Linked DNA regions of Homo sapiens: region 2 is linked to region 1. The links are chromatin loops, found by intact Hi-C in ENCODE. Cell type or tissue: endothelial cell of umbilical vein. All regions are shown on one strand. Each heading gives the region's core, and the rest is flanking DNA. Links, peaks and the distances in the headings are about the cores only.

Region 1 (9,497 bases), core at 1-8,000:
GGAATGTATCCCTGGAGGATAAGGGGGAACTACCGTATTCGCTGGGTGCTGTTTGTGATTGTAGTGGCAGGATGGTCCAGGCTAGGGACAAGAGACAACCAGACTTGACCAGCCTGGCCAGATTCAGATATGAAGGAGCCAGTTACTGGTATCACGTACAGTGAGTGAAAGCAGCACCATCTGCAAGGCTCGTGCACAGTAAGAGCTTCATTTGGTGGCAAATGTGAGCGTTTGACAGGTGGAATTAGGTGGCTGCAGCCATGAAGGTTCGAAGGCAGAATGTGAGGTGGGGGAGCCAAGCACATCACTACATGCAGGTAAGTCTTTGGGTCCTGTGGGCTGCAAGTGATGACACTGCTATGTCTAAATTTATTTAGTCTCAGCCAGCTTTGTATAAATAAAACAAGATACCCAAAACAGGATCCCTAAGTTATACAGGGCTTAAAAGTGAGAGCTCTGTAACTAGAATGCCTGGATTCAAATTCCAGCTGTGCCACTTGCTAACCTCAGGGCCTGATTCATGAGTGAAGCAAAAGTAATACCTCCTTCAGAAGGCAGTGCTCAGGACAGTGCCCTGGTGCTGAGTGCTCTGTCCATGGTACCGGCCTCCGTGCATCCTACGTGAAAAACTTGCTGCCATACAGCAGCAGGTACAGAGGCTCATCCCAAACCGTGAGCCAGTCTGGGCTTTGGCATACAGGATTTCTAACAGTCTGGATCTCTTGGAATTCTGGAGAGCAGACTTGGGCTTTGGAAAGCGGTCCAGTCCTGCAGCACCTTCCTAAGGTAGCTGTCAAGTATATTAATGCTGTTTTCAAGGTTACTGTACTGAGTATGGGGTGGCAACAACAACAGTGTGCGTTTGGATAACCTAATTCATCATAAATTAAAAGCCTGTTAGATGTCATAAACTGCAGAGGACACAGAAGAATACGCCCAGATCCTTCTTGGGATGGATACAGATTAGAGAAGGTAGGCATAAACAGTTGCAATATTGTTTTCTAAATGATGTGATAGATGCAGGCAAATATTCCAGCTATTTTTATTAAGCCTAGAAATCCTGCATCCTCGGGTCCTAGTGGACTATGATTTTCTTGCCCCATCTCTAGGAGATTCTGATTCAGTAGGCCTTTGCCAGGGCAGAGGTATGTAGGTGATGCTCACGCTCAGCTAGGTTTGGGAGCAACCAGACTAGAACCCATTCACATACAGACTCTTAGTAAATGTTTTCTGCTCTCATCTTGCAAAGTGAAAGTGCCCAGCACAGGCAATGGTGTTAGTACGTTGTAGTCATTCACAAACTAGGGCTGCCCAGAAGAGAGACAGGCTGGGACTTTCGAGAGAGAAACAGCTGTTTCATTTGAATGCCTGGTGTGGGAAGAAGAAGGACAGCCTAGCTTCATGGAACCTTCTTGCACCAAACAAAGCCTCCAGATCCCTCCACAGTGCTCCATTCAATCCCTGTCCATTGGTGGTGGACCAAAGAAGAAACCAATTTGCCTTGGCCACATGTCTTTGAGAAAAAAAGCCACTCTCCCTTCTGGGACTCAGAGCATCTGTACCTGTAATATAAGAGGGGAATGTGGAAAATTCTAACTGGATGATCACTTTTCTGTGGAGGGAAAAACACATTTTTTGTTTTAAGGGGCTAGCCAGCATCAAACCTTTTTTTGAGATGGAGTCTCGCTCTGTCACCCAGGCTAGAGTGCAATGGCACTATCTCCGCTCACTGCAACCTCCGCCTCCTGGGTTCAAGCGATTCTCCTGCCTCAGCCTCCTTAATAGCTGGGATTACAGGCATGTGCCACCACGCCCAGCTAATTTTTGTTGTTTTGTTTTGAGACGAAGTCTCGCTCTGTCGCCCAGGCTGGAGTGCAGTGGCGCAATCTCGGCTCGCTGCAAGCTCGGCCTCCCGGGTTCACGCCAGTCTCCTGCCTCAGCCTCCCGAGTAGCTGGGACTACAGGCGCCTGCCACCACGCCCGGCTAATGTTTTTTTGTATTTTTAGTAGAGACGGGGTTTCACCATGTTAGGATGGTCTCAATCTCCTGACCTCGTGATCTGCCCGCCTCGGCCTCCCAAAGTGCTGGGATTACAGGCGTGAGCCACCTCACCCAGTCCGCATCCAACCTTTTATTTGGAGACAATACCTTTCAAGTACTGGTGGGTTACTGAGATCACCTCCCATCAGACAAGCAAAAACGCCTCCCATGCAGCCAGGGTGGGGCTGTGACCTGGGTTTGGCTAATCACATACATTTGCCCAGAGTGAATCAGATACTAACTAATAAAACAGGAGCAGAAACAGTAGATGTAGCAGCTTTCTCATCCAGGGTCCAGAGGCAGCTGTGTTGGGAACAGGCAGCTCCAGCTGTGGCACCCCGCAGCAGCCGTGCTCACACCAGGTTGAGAGTGACTGAGTGTGTGCCATGACTTTGTCCAGGGTCCTGCCCTTTAGCTACCTGCCCTTGTTCCTGCCTATTTTGCAAGCCTAGTTCTGCAGCCATTTCATATCCTTTCAATTAATTCTGTTTCAGTTTAAATTACTGAGTGGCTTTTTGTTGCTCATAATTAGCCCAAGGATACAATAACCGCTAAGGTCTGGTTTCTCTCTCCCTCTTTTTGTCAAAATGTCCAGGTTGCTTGCCACCATTCTTGTCCTCCCTGCCTGGAGCCTCCTGCCCCTCGGCACAGGGAAAATTGGACATTTTGAGCAAGGCCAGGACTTTGAAACATCTAGGGCAAGGATGCGTCGAAAAAAGAACAAGTGGCAAACTCACCACCTCGGGACAGGTCATGGGGAAGCTGCTCTGGAGGTTTGGGAGGCAGGCAAAAGCAGGATGCTTGGCATCGCTGAGAGCCTCTAGAGGAGTGTCCACAGCTGGGAAAGGGGGAACCAAGGGTTGTCAGACCTCCCAAGGCAGCACTTTCTGGAGTCAGGCAGAATGTACAGGAGCCTTGGAGCAAGTGAATTCCCTGCTCTGTGCCTCAGTTTCCTCATCCGTAGAATGGAAGGAATGAAAACACAAGGATTAGGTGTACAGTCAGGCCAAGTCAGATCTTAGAAACAAGACCTAACGACACTATTATCAGGAACATCAGGAAAAGGGGAAGAAGGTCAGAAACAAGAGTTTTCTAGGACTTACCGGTTTCTCACACCCTCTCCCCACCATCAAAATCATGGTTTCAGAGGCATTAGGCCAAAAAACTGCAAAAGGGAGCCTCCTTCTGGGAAGTCTCCGGCCCTTCCGCGGCTCCCGGCGTCTCCAGCAGAGGGCTCTCGGCTGTGCCGACTCAGGACAGCTGCTGCGACGGGGCCGGCTACGCTTGTCAGAGCAGCAGCTGGTGATTTTGGACTTGCCTTTGCTGGCAGGGGAGCGCTATCGAGGGTTCATTTTATCCAGCTTGAGGAAAGAAAGGTCGGAGTGTAGGGGAAGAGTGGGACAAACACGCGACCCAGTCATGCCGAGAGCATGCGCTGAGGGGGACGTGGAGCGAGGAGTGGGGCTCCAGGCTGCTGAGGCTCCGGACCAAGTGCCCCCTGCACTTTCAACGCCGTAGGTCTCCCGGCAGCCCTGGAAGGACAGTCTTACCCGGACGCCACGGTGGTCTCCCGGCAGCCCTGGGAAGGACAGTCTTACCCGGACGCCACGGTGGTCTCCCGGCAGCCCTGGGAAGGACAGTCTTACCCGGACGCCACGGTGAGGGAGGAGAAGCGCAGAGTCAGCCGCAGACGGGAGGGCGATGGCCTAACCCGGACGCCAGCGCGGTTTGCTCAGCCCTAGGGCCGGGCGCTTTCCCGCTCCCTGACCGCCTCCTGTTCCTCCGCAGGCCGAGCTGCCCTTCCCTCCCTGCTGCCCCCAGGGAAGGCTGCTGGTGTCCTCAGATGCGGGCAGGAGGAACCCGCCAGCGCCTGAGAGCCTGGCCCGAACCAGGCCTGGAGGTGCTGGGGCGAAGACACAGAGGATGTGGCCTCCATCCCTGGTAACAGACGGTTACCAGGGCGGCTTTGGGTGAGGACATTGAAAAAGGTCAGACTCCCTGGGAGCAGCGCCCTGGACTCCATTCTCATCACAGGTATATTTGTGTGGCTACTAAGAGTAAGAGCCTGGGGGTGCAGGAGTGATTCCAGCCCCCTCCTACAAAGTCATGTGAGAGGGATCTGAAGAAAATCCAGGGGAAAATGTACCACAGCGAGGAAATCGCCATCTAAAGGGCTGAACGCTCAAGAACGGCGTTGGGTGGGCTCCGCGTTGGAGTTGAGTCCCGAAGGATGTTCTAACAGCAAAGGGGAGAAAGGAAGAGAGAAGCCAAGGCGTGCGGGCAACGTGAACCGCATGAGCCGAGGCAAAGGGGCAGCGTGGGGCTGGACCCTGGAGTCTGCTCCTGTCTGAATTCTAGTGCTGTCACTGACTAGCAAGGAACTTCCCTGTGCCTCGTGGCTGTCACATGGAAAGACAGCACCGCCATCCAGCCCTTATACCGTAAGGGTTATATGAACTAGCACTGTGGGCATTAGCAGAGCATGCTGTACACTTTGGTATATTGTGAGAATGAAATAAATCAACAAATGCAAAGCAGGTTTTGCATAACAAAGACTAAACAAGTGTTAGTTAGCTCCTTTCCTCCTTCCCGCCTGTGAAAATGCTGTCTTATGATGTCCTTTAATTATTTCGTGTGGTTAAGCTTCAGCTTATTGGCCAGTTCATCCTTGTAGATACAAGTATTTTTAAAGCCTCCAATTTTAATTTCCTCACAGACCATTGCTGTACTTGTCCTTACATCTACTTCATACTGAAATTTTCTTTCTGTTTCTTTATGTCTCTGCATCTAGACCAGTGGTTCCCAATTGAAGTCAGTTTTGCTCCTCAGGGCACACTTAACAACATCTGGAGACATTTTTAATTGTCCTGACCGAGAGGACAATGCTACTGGCATCTAGTGGACAGAGGCCAGGGATACTGCTGAACATCCCGCAGTGCACAGGACGCCTGCAACACAGATTATCCAGCCCCAAACGTCAATAGTGCCGGAGTTATGGAACCCTAATGAAGACAATTCTTGAAGGCATAGACTGAATCTTATTTATCTTTGTTTCCCTCATGTCTCACAAGCAGAGTATGAGTTCAGCAAATAGGAGTTGAACAGAAATCAGGAGGAGGTGCTGATTGACAGGAAAAAAGAAAGATTTAGTTTAGAGCTGAGAATTCAGCTGGACAGCCATAGGGGCTCTGGCATGGAGACTGGAAGTCAGAAGAGAATTTGCAGCAAGACATTTAGAGCCATTTATCCAGCCATCATAATTTTATTGAGTAACTATTTTGTGTGAGGCACTGTACTGGATGCTTTGGCAACAGAGATAAGCAAGGCAACCCCTGTGAATAAGGCACTCCTGGTCTACACACAGTGGGAGAAACATAGAAATTCATCTCTTCTGAGCGGAGCCTGTGGGAACCCAGAGGATGGACACCCAGCGTGGTCTGAGGAATCATGGGCCAAAACAGGAGGCATCAGGAGAGATCTCTTGGGTAAAGAAGAGTGAGGGCTGGAAGGATATTCCAGGCAGTGGGAACAACTTACATAAAGTGAGAATATTGCAAATGCCTAGCGGGTCTGTAGTGAGAGGGTCATGAGGCGGAGGAGTGAGGTGCGTAGCAAGGAATAGCAGGTGGGGCCAGAGCAGTAAAATTAACCATTGTTCTATTTGAAGAAGGGTAGGACGCATTTTTAGGTTTTTTGGCTATTTCTCCTTTTGGTAATAGCATCTATTTTCTTTAGAGAATTATCTCTTCCCCCTCACTCCTCTCCTAGTGGAGGTACAGGCATGAGAAAAAGCTAAACCAATGACATGTTCTCAAATATAACTTACAATCCCAGGAGTCATGATGAAATGGTTGAAAAAAAAAATAGTTGAAGCTCACTAACCTTAGCATCACATTTCAATGAGATTGTCAAATAATTCTTGTTTCCCAGGCCCCCAGAGCTGCCGAGTTTCTGACTTCTCTAAGCCAGGTTCACAAGCCTTCCCTTCAATTCTGTGAGGATTTTTTTCCCCATTTTTCCTGAAGTTACGTGGTCACTTTCTGTTACTTGCAACCAGAGTAACTTAATTGATAAAGTCAGTGAGGAAGGAATAGAATACAACAAATGGCTTAAAAACAGAAGGCCAAGCGTGATGGCTCATTCCTGTAATCCCAGCACTTTGTGAGGCCGAGGCAGGTGGATTGCTTGAGCTCAGGAGTTCAAGACCAACCTGGGCAACATGGCAAAACCCCATCTCTACCAAAAATACAAAAAATTAGCCGGGCGTGGTGGCTCACACCTGTAGTCCCAATTTCTCAGAAGGCTGAGGTGGGAGGATCACTTGAACCCAGGAGGAGGAGGTTTCAGTCAGTAGAGATTGAACTACTATACTCTAGCCTGGATGACAAAGTAAGACCTTGTCAAAAAAAAAAAAAAAAAAAAAAAAAAAAAAAGAAGGATAATCAAGACAATGAGCTAACACAGAAGCCATAGTGGACTTTCTTCAATATTTTAAGAAAGGTGAAAAATAGCAGGAATTTAACCTCTCAAAAATGCTATTCCCATTATCTATTCTTCCTCAGCTACAAAGCCCCTGATTTCACCTAGGCACATGGCTGCCCAAAAAAGACAACCCTGTCTGGCCCCCCTTAAACCTGATTGTAGCTATCTAAGTTGTAGCCAATGAGGTGTCAGAGGAAGTACCATGCAGTGCAACTTCTTAAGTAGCCTAGAAAGATGGGGTCACATCCCCCTGGGTTGTTTCCTTCTTTGTGTCATTTTGATCTCTCTCGCTGGAAAACAGAAATGATGTCTGGAGTGTAAGCAGCCATCTTGGGCTAGGAGACTACATGCTGACATGGTGACACACCACCCAGAAAGAATCTGAGTAGTCGATGATCACAGAGCTACCATATCAGCACTAGACTCTCTACCTCCACATTTTATTTGTGTGACATAGAAATAAAGTTTAAGCTTTGTTTTTTCTGGGGTGTATGTGTGTACACATGTGCGTCTCTGTCTGTCTCACATGCAGTGAGACCTAATTCTAACTGATATGCCGGTAGGATGGGGGGACCTTGCCACAAGGTATAATTGTGGTGGGATGGCTGTGTCTTGCTCCCATTCAGGATCCATGGAAAGCTCCTCCTCCTTCCTGTTCCCCTGGATGCCAAGCGATGGGCCTGAGACCCTGGCTTTGCCATGTGGATGCTCCCCCTCAGGACTTTGGATGTGCAGTGATTGCTACAAAAAGGGCAATGAAGATGCCTGGACCACAGCCACACAGTCTCCATCACAGCAGTGGTATTCTGTGGAATGAGTACTAATTTTCTGGCCACATTTTCTGTTAAAAACTGGTTGTTGAGCTGCCCACTTGTCTTGGTCAAGGGATGCTGGAGTGGCCTGGGAAGGCAGTGTTGTTTGCTTTTCTTAGGATGGAACACACTTAGGCATATTTTTGGTCAAAGCAAAAGAAGAATTCAAAGGTGAGAGAAGTTGAAGATAAAAAGGGGAAAATGAGGGTAGCAGATGAAGCAAAGTCACACAGAAAGCTGGCAGGCGAGTAGTAGAATCAGAGTACAGGCTGAGCATCCCAAATCTGAAAATCCAAAATCGGAAGTGCTCCAAAACCTGAAACTTTTGGAGCACCAACACAATGCTCAAAGTAAATGCTCAGTGAAGCATTTTGGATTTCATATTTTCAGATTTGGGTTTGCCCAACCGGTGTAATACAAATATTCCAAAATCAAAAAAAAAAAAAAAAAAAAATCTAAAGTCTGAAACACTCCTGGTCCCAAGCATTTTGAATACAGGATACTCAACCTGTATGACACTTTCCTATTGGACCCTCTTTCCTACCCCAAATAATACTTAATAAGTTTTTGTTTCAAAAGTGCCACTCTGAGCATCTTTGGCTATAAGGAGCAGAGTCACATTCTAGCTCCCCTGGCACCTGCTTCACAGGAGCCCATGTGAGAAGACCAGGTTCTGGTCAGGACAGGCATACCTGAGAGCTGTTGGGGTCTGTGATCTGCTGAAAAATGACTTCTCAATGTTCTTCACATCCTAATCCTCAGAAACTGTGAATATATTACTTTATATGACAACAGGGATTTTAAAGATGTGATTAAGTAAATAGTTTGGAGATGGACAGATTATCCTGGATTATCCAGATGGGCCCAATGTAAACACAAGGGCCCTCATGAGAGGGAGGCAAGAGGGTCAGAGAAGATGCTGTGACAGCAGAAGCAGAGGACAGAGAGTCGCAGAGAGATTTGAAGATACTACACAGCTGGCTTTGAAAATGCAGGAAAGGGCCATATCTGTTGCTTCACACCACTAAGTTTGTGATAATTTGTTACAGCAGCAGTGGGAAACTAATAGAGCATCTTTCCTTTTTTTCTAGTTAAAGGACTCACTTGTACGTGTACACATTTCTCAGGAGTCCTGTCAACCACTGGGAAGAAAGAGGCTGGACTTCTGCATTGAACCCAGGAACGGGGTTTCACAGCAATGGAAACCTGGGGTTAAATATCAATGGAACCTTACATGACTTGAAGAATCTTTAATACAAGCTAGGTTTTGACCCCAAATTAGACATTTGGCAGCCTCTCATTACAGTCTATCTTGCAAACCTCAGTGTGGCAAGGAATCAGATTCACCCACACTCCCTAGTCTAAAGGATTGTCCTCTGATCCTTCCAGGTGGATTAAGCCCTTTCTAATCTGTCATGGACAGAGCAATGTACCTGCCTTTGTTTGTTTTCCTTAATTCTTTCAAGTGCCTTTGGGTAATAAATGGTTGCGTACTCAGGTTTTTAGTCCAAATTTTTTTTCTTCAACTCTAGGTAATTGCTTTACTTGCCAGAATAGGTTACCATAGCAATATTTTCTGAGCAATAGGTGAACTGAATTGTACTATTGAGGAAGCCCAGGAGAAAAATACTAATAACAACCTGAGAAAGTCTAATCACTTTATGGAGCCTCAGGGCTGTGAAGAGGGGGATAAGACGGACTCCCTGGGTGATTAGGAAGTGCTGCTGCCAGCTCACACAGGACGCAATGTGAGAAGCCACCCATGGTCCCCAAATTCCCCCATCTCCTGATATCCAAGTCCCCCATCCAAGCTGCTTAAATGACAAAAGACAAATGTAAACTGGGGAAACATTTGAAATGCATATCAAAAAGGGGTATTTCACAAAGCTCTCCAACAGGAGGCCTAGGAAGATGGTAACAGCGATACCAGAATAATGTTTGGATCTTCCAGAGTGCCCATGTGAAAACAGAGCAACCAAACTGAAAAGCCATGGACAACAAAAGTCGGTGACAAAGTGTCACCTTGAATCCTGAAATACAAGTAAGTGGAATTGCTGGTCGTAATTCTACGATTAGCTTATTAAGAAACTGCCAGCTTTGCACAGCAGCTGCACCATTATTTATTACATTTCATGAGAGCTGCAAGTTTTTTGCCTCCTTGC
Region 2 (8,000 bases), core at 1-8,000, 120 kb after region 1:
AAAAAAAAAAAAATTAGCCCGGCATGGTGGTGTTCCTGTGGTCCCGACTATGTGGAAGGCTGAGGTGGAAGGATTGCTTCATCCCAGGAGGCTGAGGCTGCAGTGAGTTATGATCATGCCACTGGACTCTAGCGTAGATGATGGAGTGAGACCCTGTCTCAAAAAAATGAAAATAAAAGAGGCTTGAGTGGGCTCCCTTGCCTCCTTCCACCATGTGAGGAAGCAGCAACTAGGCATCATCTATGGACATCAGACACCAGATCTGTTGGTGCCTCGATCTTGGACTTCCCAACCTTCAGAACTGTAAGCAACAAATTACCACGTCTAAGGTATTTTGATAGAGCAGCCTAAATGGACTAAGACAAGGCTCTAGGAAAGGTCCCCGGGATCTTCCCACCTGCTTCACCCACCTTCTTGTGTAGCCTCTCACCCCTGCACCCACCTACTCATCTGACATTTACCCAATGCTCTGCTCAAATGAGGTGTATGGGAGAAAGAAAAGAACATGACATTGTAACTGTGGGATTAAAATATGAGAAGAGATGGGGCAGAGCCAGGCCCAAGGAAAGAGAGTTAGCTCCCTCACCAGGGGGTTCAGGAAACCTTCACCAACAAAGACTTACCCCAGATGGATCTTGGCAGGGAAGTAAGAGCTTTCTAAGAAGAAAAGGCTCATCTCTTTTCTTTTCTTTAATTAATTTAACTAACAATTAAATTCTTCATCTGATCATCTTTTCTTAAATAGGAAGTGTCCCAGTAGCTTAGCTTAGTTTTTATCTTGCTGGAGTCCTCCAGGATTCTCTTACCTCTATTTTCTTCTTCATCATTAACCCCTACACTTACTCTAAAAATTCAGCTGCTGGTTAACACCACCTCTCTGGATTTCTCTTTCTTTCATCACTCTCAGGTTTCCTCTTAGCTACCTACCACCTGTACTCCATTCTATTCCTTTGCATATTCCCTCATTGGACCATGATATGATTTGGCTGAGTCCCCACCCAAATCTCATCTTGAATTGTGGTTCCCATAATCCCCACGTGTCGTGGGAGGGATCAGGTGGAGGTAATTGGATGATGGGGGTGGTTTACCCCATGGTGTTCTCGTGATAGTGAGTTCTCAGGAGAACTGATGGTTTTATAGGCATCTGGCATTTCCCCTGCTTGTACTTCTCCTTCCAGTCATCATGTGAAGAAGGACATGTTTGCTTCCCCTTCCGCCATGATTCTAAATTTACCCTGAGGCCTCCCTACCCATGCAAAACTGTGAGTCAATTAAACCTCTTTCCTTTATAAATTACCCAGTCTCAGGTATGTCTTTATCAGCAGGGTGAGAATGGACTAATATTTCCTTATTTGTATAATGAGGATAATAATAGTACCTCCCCTTCATAAGGATGTTGTGCGAACTGAGTCAATTTTGCAAAGTGCTTAGTAATTAGTAAGCAATAACAAAGCACTTATTAGCCATTACTATTACTGACAGATAGATGTCTGTGATAGAATACGTGAAATAAAAACTCAATTTTGTAACCATACAACTCACTCTCCCCAGGTGAGGGCATACGTGTCTGTAAAAGCCTAAAAAAGGATGCATCTCAGATGCCTTCTGCCTGTATGACCTTGTAAAAGAGGCTGTGGGATGTAAAGAGTTTGGAATCCCTCACATACTACAGGTAGAAGTAAATTGATAAAATAATTGATGAACAACTCAATAGTTTCTAGCAAAATCAAAAACGCATTTTTTGAGAAGTTAGGGAACAAGTTAAATAAATTGTGTTACATATATACTATGTCACACTATCCAGTCACTAAAAAGAATGAGGTAGATTTATTTGCTTAAATTTTGGTTCAACCACTAACAAGCTATGTGACTACAGACAGCCTGCTTAATTTCTGTGTCTCAGTATCCTTATTTGTAAAGTGAGGAAAATAACAGTACCTCCCATTCATAAGGATGCTGTGTGAACTGAATGAGTTAATTTTATAAAGCACATAGTAATTACTAAGCAGTAACAAAGCACTTATTAGCAATTACTATTACTGACAGAGAGACGTCTGTGATACAATAAGTGAAATAAAAACTCAATTTTGTAACCATACAAGTCACTCTCCCCAGGTGAAGGGGCATACATTTTTGCAAAGGCCTAAAAACAGGTTTGCCAGGAAACACAGCAGACACAAATAGTAGCTTGCTCTATTTATTCTTATCTTTATATACTTCTATACTATTTAATTTATATTCAGCTTATCCCTACAATTTAAAAAAAGCACTTGAAACATTTGAAAACTGACAGAAACAAAAGGAAAATGTGTTTAGTATATCTGCACACACACAGAAACATGGAACACAGACTCTGAGCAAGTCTCTCCCTTCCCTACCTCATTTTCCTCATCCAGTTGGCCTAGCTACATGGTCAGGGATTACTCCATGTGCTGGTCATCATCTCTAATTACATTAAACATTGCAATAATGATTGCTGTCTTTTAATGACAGCCTGCTATGTTAAGCAGTATGCTTGAAAAATGACAGCCTGCTATGTTAAGCAGTATGCTTGAAAAATAACAGACTCTGGGTAAAAGTGTTCTGAACCAACTGCAAAACAGACTCAAGAGTCAGGGAGGATTGCCCTGTCAGCTGGACCAAGAATGAGTCAAGACTGCCATTTGTGTTGAGGCTTAGTATTGCTTCTCCCCAGGTTTAGACAGAAGGTAGAAGCAAATGTCCGTTCCTGCTGGGATACTCTGGCTCCTGGAGTCCACAATAATCTCAAAACTATCTTCCCTCAGAGATAAAGACACCATAATAAGGAAGACTCATCCTTGTCTCCTGCTCCTGATTCTGTGATGAGTTCTTTTTGAACCATTCTTATCACCAGCAGGGGTCAGGAGTAGGGATGATACTGTCTGAGTTGACAACTCATTAAAATGTCTAAACAAATAACTGAACAGAAACCAAATCATAGGCTATCTTTTCATCCTTCTTTGATCCAGAGCATTTAGCAAACCAACCTATTATTTGTTCAGCTATGGTAGAACAAATTCTAATAGAACAAATTCAAATAAAGAAATGATTGGGCAGGACCATTTGATAGGTTAATACCTTTTAAATATGTGGGACTAACTAAAAACTAACAAGCTCAAAATGCCAACTGGTACCCATTTTTTTTTTTTTTTTGAGATGGAGTTTCGCTCTTGTTGCCCAGGCTAGAGTGCAACAGCATGATCTCGGCTCACCGCAACCTCCGCCTCCTGGTTTCAAGCAATTCTCCTGCCTCAGCCTCCTGAGTAGCTGGGATTACAAGCAGGCGCCACCATGCCCAGCTAATTTTGTATTTTTAGTAGAGACAGGGAGTCTCCAAGTTGGTTAGGCTGCTCTTGAACTCCCGACCTCAAGTGATCTGCCCCTCCTCAGCCTCCCAAAGTGCTGGGATTACAGGCGTGAGCCACCACACCTGGCCCATATTCATTCTCTTAATCTTCTTCTACGTGTATTCTTCTAATCTAATCTATTGCTAATGCAACTGAAGCATATAACTTTTTTATTGTCCAATGACTGTTGCTGAGTCAAACTTCCCAGCTTCCTCTTAGGTCTACTTTTCAGGGCAAATATATGAAGGTCTTTCCAAAACAGTCTCATATCACCAGGTATTACAGAACACCATCTCCTACAGCTCTTTTAAAAATGATCAAGTTTCCTCCATTTCCCTGCCATCAATAGTAGCAGTCCACGTCTAGACTATTGCATCAGCCTCCTACCTGTTGTCCCTGAATTCCTTCTCACCCAAGTCCAGTTAATTCATGCTCCTGCAGCAAACAGAATGGTCTTTACAATATGCAATTCTGATCATGCCACTCCCCTATTTAAACACGTCAATGGCTTCTGTTGTCCTTAACATGGCTTGGATGGTCCTGTTGATCAGACACTGCCAACCAACTGTCTTCATTCATGACTCCCTGGCCACAAAACAGACTGGCTAAGACCCTTCCTCCTCTGGTCTTTGTTCATGTTGTTCTGTAAGTCCATATAGCCCATACAGACTTCCTGCCTGGAAATACCCACTCATCTTTCCAGTCTCAGAACTCTGTGACCTGAGGCTAGGTCAGGTCTCCCTATTAGTCACTCTCCCAGCTTCCTAGACTTCTCCTTCAAGCATTTAACACACCTGTAATTAAATGACGATGAGTGTGGTAACTTCTCATTAGAAGTTAAGATCCTTGACAGGAAGGATCATAACTTGTTCTTCATTCATCCCAATAGCTAGTTCAGTGCCTAGCACACAGTAGTGCTCGGTAGATATTTGTTAACTAATGCTATTTATTCTTGCCCTGTGATCTTTTCCTATGACAGAAGTTAGCAAATTTTTTCTGCAAAGGGCTGGATAGTAAATATTTTAGGCTTTGTAGGTCTTATGGTCTTCTGCAACTACTCAACTCTGCCACTGTAGCCTGAAAGCAGCCACAGAAAATGTGTAAACAAATGGATGTGTTATGTTGTAATAAAACTTAATTTACAAAAACAAGTGGCAACTGGACTGGCCCAAGCACCACAGTATGCCAACCCCCGTTCTGGAATCTCCTTTAACCAATCTACCATGAAGATCTTGAATAAACTTACGAAAAGAAAACACTGACCTCTTCAAGATGTTTGGTCTTTTGCGCAATCTGTTTGTTCAAGGAAATGACTTTCCGGCGATGTAGCTGGGAGGTTCCTAATTTTTCTGGACTTTCTTCAGCTGATAGCTCAGACTGCTGTGGAAAAAAGGGATGGCAAATCCAAAGGATTTAGTTAGTTGACCTTGGTTCATGTAATCAAGCCCTGTTCAATGTGGGCAAAGCAGTACTGGGCAGCCAGTCACACCAAGCCAGGGCATTTACAGAGGCCTGTTCAAAACCTGGCGTACAGAAGAGATTCTGACACAATGACCAAAATCCCTATCAACAGAACCTGCATTCTGGGCTGAGGGAACAGCATGTGTAAAAAAGTACAGGGACATAACTGTGGTTATGTCAATATCATATAGGCAACAGGTATCATCAAAAAGTCTTAAATAGGGGAATAACATGGCCATAGTAATATCTTCATAAGACCATTCTGGAGTTATCAAGAATAATGAATTGATTCACTGTGATCGAAGTATTATAAGCAAATGGTTAAAAAAGTCTAGCCATTCAGCAGCACTTATAATGAAGAGTCTCCCAACACATTTTCCATCACTTGGCCCACTCCAATTTAATCATTTCCTATTTCTGATGTTCTGGAGTTAACAGGGGATTGATTGGAAAGGGATTAAAGGTGCTGAGAGAGGTCAGGTAGGAAAAGTTCTGCAACTCTATAAGGGAGGAGGGGGTGGAGAAGGATCCTCAGGACCAGGAGTGAGTGTGAGAGAGATCTCTGAACAAGATGATGAGGTGAATGTGATAACATTTTCCAGGAGGGCAAATGGCCATTCCTGAAAAACCACACAAAGAAGTAAGCAGCTTAGTGTAGATACTGAATACAAACACCGCCTCAAGACTCCTGTGAGAAGCCCCAGGAAAAAGAAATTAAAAGGTAGACCGTTTTGCAATAAGTGCAATTATAATACTTCTTGGATGATTATAGTTTTATTAAACAGTCAAACACCAACAATAAAACATCTTCTTTCTTATAGTAAGTACCCCAATTCCAAGCTAATCATTGATTCTAAACTCACATGCAACAAAAACCATTTGGATATTCAACTTTCCCTGAATGTTTTAACAGTGTCCTAGGCTTGAAAGTCTAAGATATTTACCCACAGGAAAAAGAAATGGGAAAGTGAGAATGAGGAGAAATTGGATGGCCATAACCATTTATTCTGGTTAAGGATTTCTCTGAATAATTCAGCAGGTATTATTAATGGATGATGAGTTCTTCTGCTACTTAACAATTTTGGAGTTACAAAACAACCAGCAGGATACAGCTGCATAAAATGGTAAGAAACATCACTTTCTGTCTCATGGGCTGGTAGGCCATAAAGGAAACAGAAAAACTAAGCATTTATTATTACAACACATTTAGCCTTGAAACCTGGGACTGTGTAAAATGTCAACATTATTTTAGCTTTTAGGATTTCTGGGAATTGGAATTAACTTTTTAAAATTAATTTTGGACGCACCAAGATATTCACAACTTGTAGTATGGAGAAGGACAAACTATTTCTGAAAATTATTTGAGAGTATTAAAAAAGGGTGGTGGAAGAGGAAAGACCAGCCCCACTCTAAATCACTTACAAAAACAGAATTACAATTAACTACATCTCCTCTACTTTGATTGGATTGACCTGAACTATGCTATTAATTTGGCCACTTTTGTATGTTATGTATTTAATAGCTTTTTTATAGTTAATTTTAGCTTTGAGTTTTAATATCCAGCTTAGATTCCTTGACTTTGACTTCCAAAGTGTCATAAGCATATTCTCAGAGCATTGTGCTTTACTAGCCGAATTACATAAGCCTTCTATTCATGCTTTTCTGATACCTGAAACAGAACTAATTTCCCATACAGTATGTCTCTATGTTTGGTGTGAGGATTATGCTTCAGTATCCTGACCTCCTCCAGATGCCTGTCAGGCTTCGAGACTGAGACGTGGGCAGGCAGGCTCCAGTGGATCCACGTATCACTCACCTTCCAGACTTCCTCCAGTGTGTGGGGGCTGAGTAAACTCATTCAATTCTGTTCTGCAGCTTTGGCATGGATTGGGTGATGTCTCTGACTGTTAGCAAGCTTTCTTGCTCATAAACTGCTTTTATGGCCAAAGTCCTAAGAAAATAAAAACTGCATTCCCCCACCCAGCTTCCATGCTCTCGTATTAGTGTATGTGGCACACATACAGCTTTGTTTTAAAATTATGACCTTCAGACTTCACTTACAAGAATTCTTCTTGCAGGAAAACCAGCAGCCATCTTGATATGTGGAAAGATTATTTCTGTTGATAGCTATCTAAGTCTCAATTTTGAGCCACATGCTCCCTCAAAACCCTGTCAGAAGGTCTCAGAGGCCAAATACCTTTTCATAATAATATGTTATTTGCCTTTTCACTCTCATTCTCGTGATTATACAGTGACATCTTCCAGATGTTACATGACATGTGATATCACTGATCTGATGTTAATATTAATGTGCTCATTATAATTTGTAAGTAAATACATAAGCTATTGGGTATGAATTAATACATGTTACTGTCAATGAATACGTAAGCTACTGTAAATGAATTAAAATACACAAGCTATTGAGTCCTCAGTTATTTTTAAGAGTCTTTAACTGGGTCCTGAAAGTATTATAAAATGTTGAGAACTGCTACTTTAATCTAAGGAGCCTGGTTCACTTGGTAACCCACCCATGGGCTGGGACAGTCAATGGGGTGGGCTCACCAACTGGCCAGCCATCGTTTATGTAACACCGAGAGGGAAAAGTTCTTTCTCATTCTGCTCTTTTACTAGACCCGTGATTCAGACAACCATACAGAGAGAAAATGCTCGCAATGCACAGAAAAATATCTTGAAATCTCTATAGGTACCTCTACCATATCTGTTATAGTAGTATATGTTCCAAGGAAACATGAGCTTTCAAACTGCTCTCTTTTATTGGTAGGTAATAATTCTTAGTCCTGTGTGGAGTCCTGTAAATGTACATTTACTGGCGCACAGTACTTATAAACTTGTAAGTTCCTCTGTTTGCCTCTGAGTTTAGAGACAGTGCTATGGGAAGCTGCTTTGTTTAATGGGAAGTTATTTTTAGTCAGATAAAACAGTTTATTACTGAGCTGAAATGAGAGTTCCTAACCTAGTAAACAGAAAGCTGACCGCTCTGTTTTTCAAACACACTTTTTATTAAGCAATCTAAATTTTTTGTTTCTCAAAGCCAAGAGAACTCAGACTGATGAAGACAGGAACAGGTCCGTAAACCAGCAGGTCTCATCTAATGGTTCATTCACTGAGAGATACGATGAGAAAGAAAACTAGATGACCAAGGTGGATTTT

Evidence for each region. A loop is a pair of places that touch in the nucleus more often than their neighbours do. Peaks named below come from ENCODE experiments on the same cell type or tissue, not always from the same donor. Only the 100,000 strongest peaks of a DNase experiment are listed, where the experiment ranks them.
Region 2: it touches region 1 in a loop (4-fold over the local background); 5 of 110 quality-filtered maps call a loop at or near these places.

What each region holds. Positions count from the first base shown.
Region 1 is chr2:117,832,826-117,842,322 of GRCh38, forward strand. It overlaps LOC107985939 (a long non-coding RNA gene), which reads left to right and starts at 906. Exons shown (of 7, transcript NR_158150.1): 1 at 906-972; 2 at 2,637-2,791; 3 at 3,560-3,699; 4 at 3,830-4,075; 5 at 4,833-5,526; 6 at 7,150-7,506; 7 at 8,427-8,831. In endothelial cell of umbilical vein, for the core only: a CTCF peak has its summit at 3,270 (motif pointing right); a DNase peak (open chromatin) is centred at 3,376; H3K4me3 peaks cover 594 bases.
Region 2 is chr2:117,953,734-117,961,733 of GRCh38, forward strand. CCDC93 (CCC complex scaffolding subunit CCDC93) reads right to left here. Exons shown (of 24, transcript NM_019044.5): 12 at 4,632-4,748. Among named protein-coding and RNA genes, the nearest start is that of CCDC93, 56 kb to the right of the region's middle. In endothelial cell of umbilical vein, for the core only: no CTCF peak of the experiment used is centred there; DNase peaks (open chromatin) are centred at 4,088, 4,688 and 6,728; H3K27ac peaks cover 2,460 bases.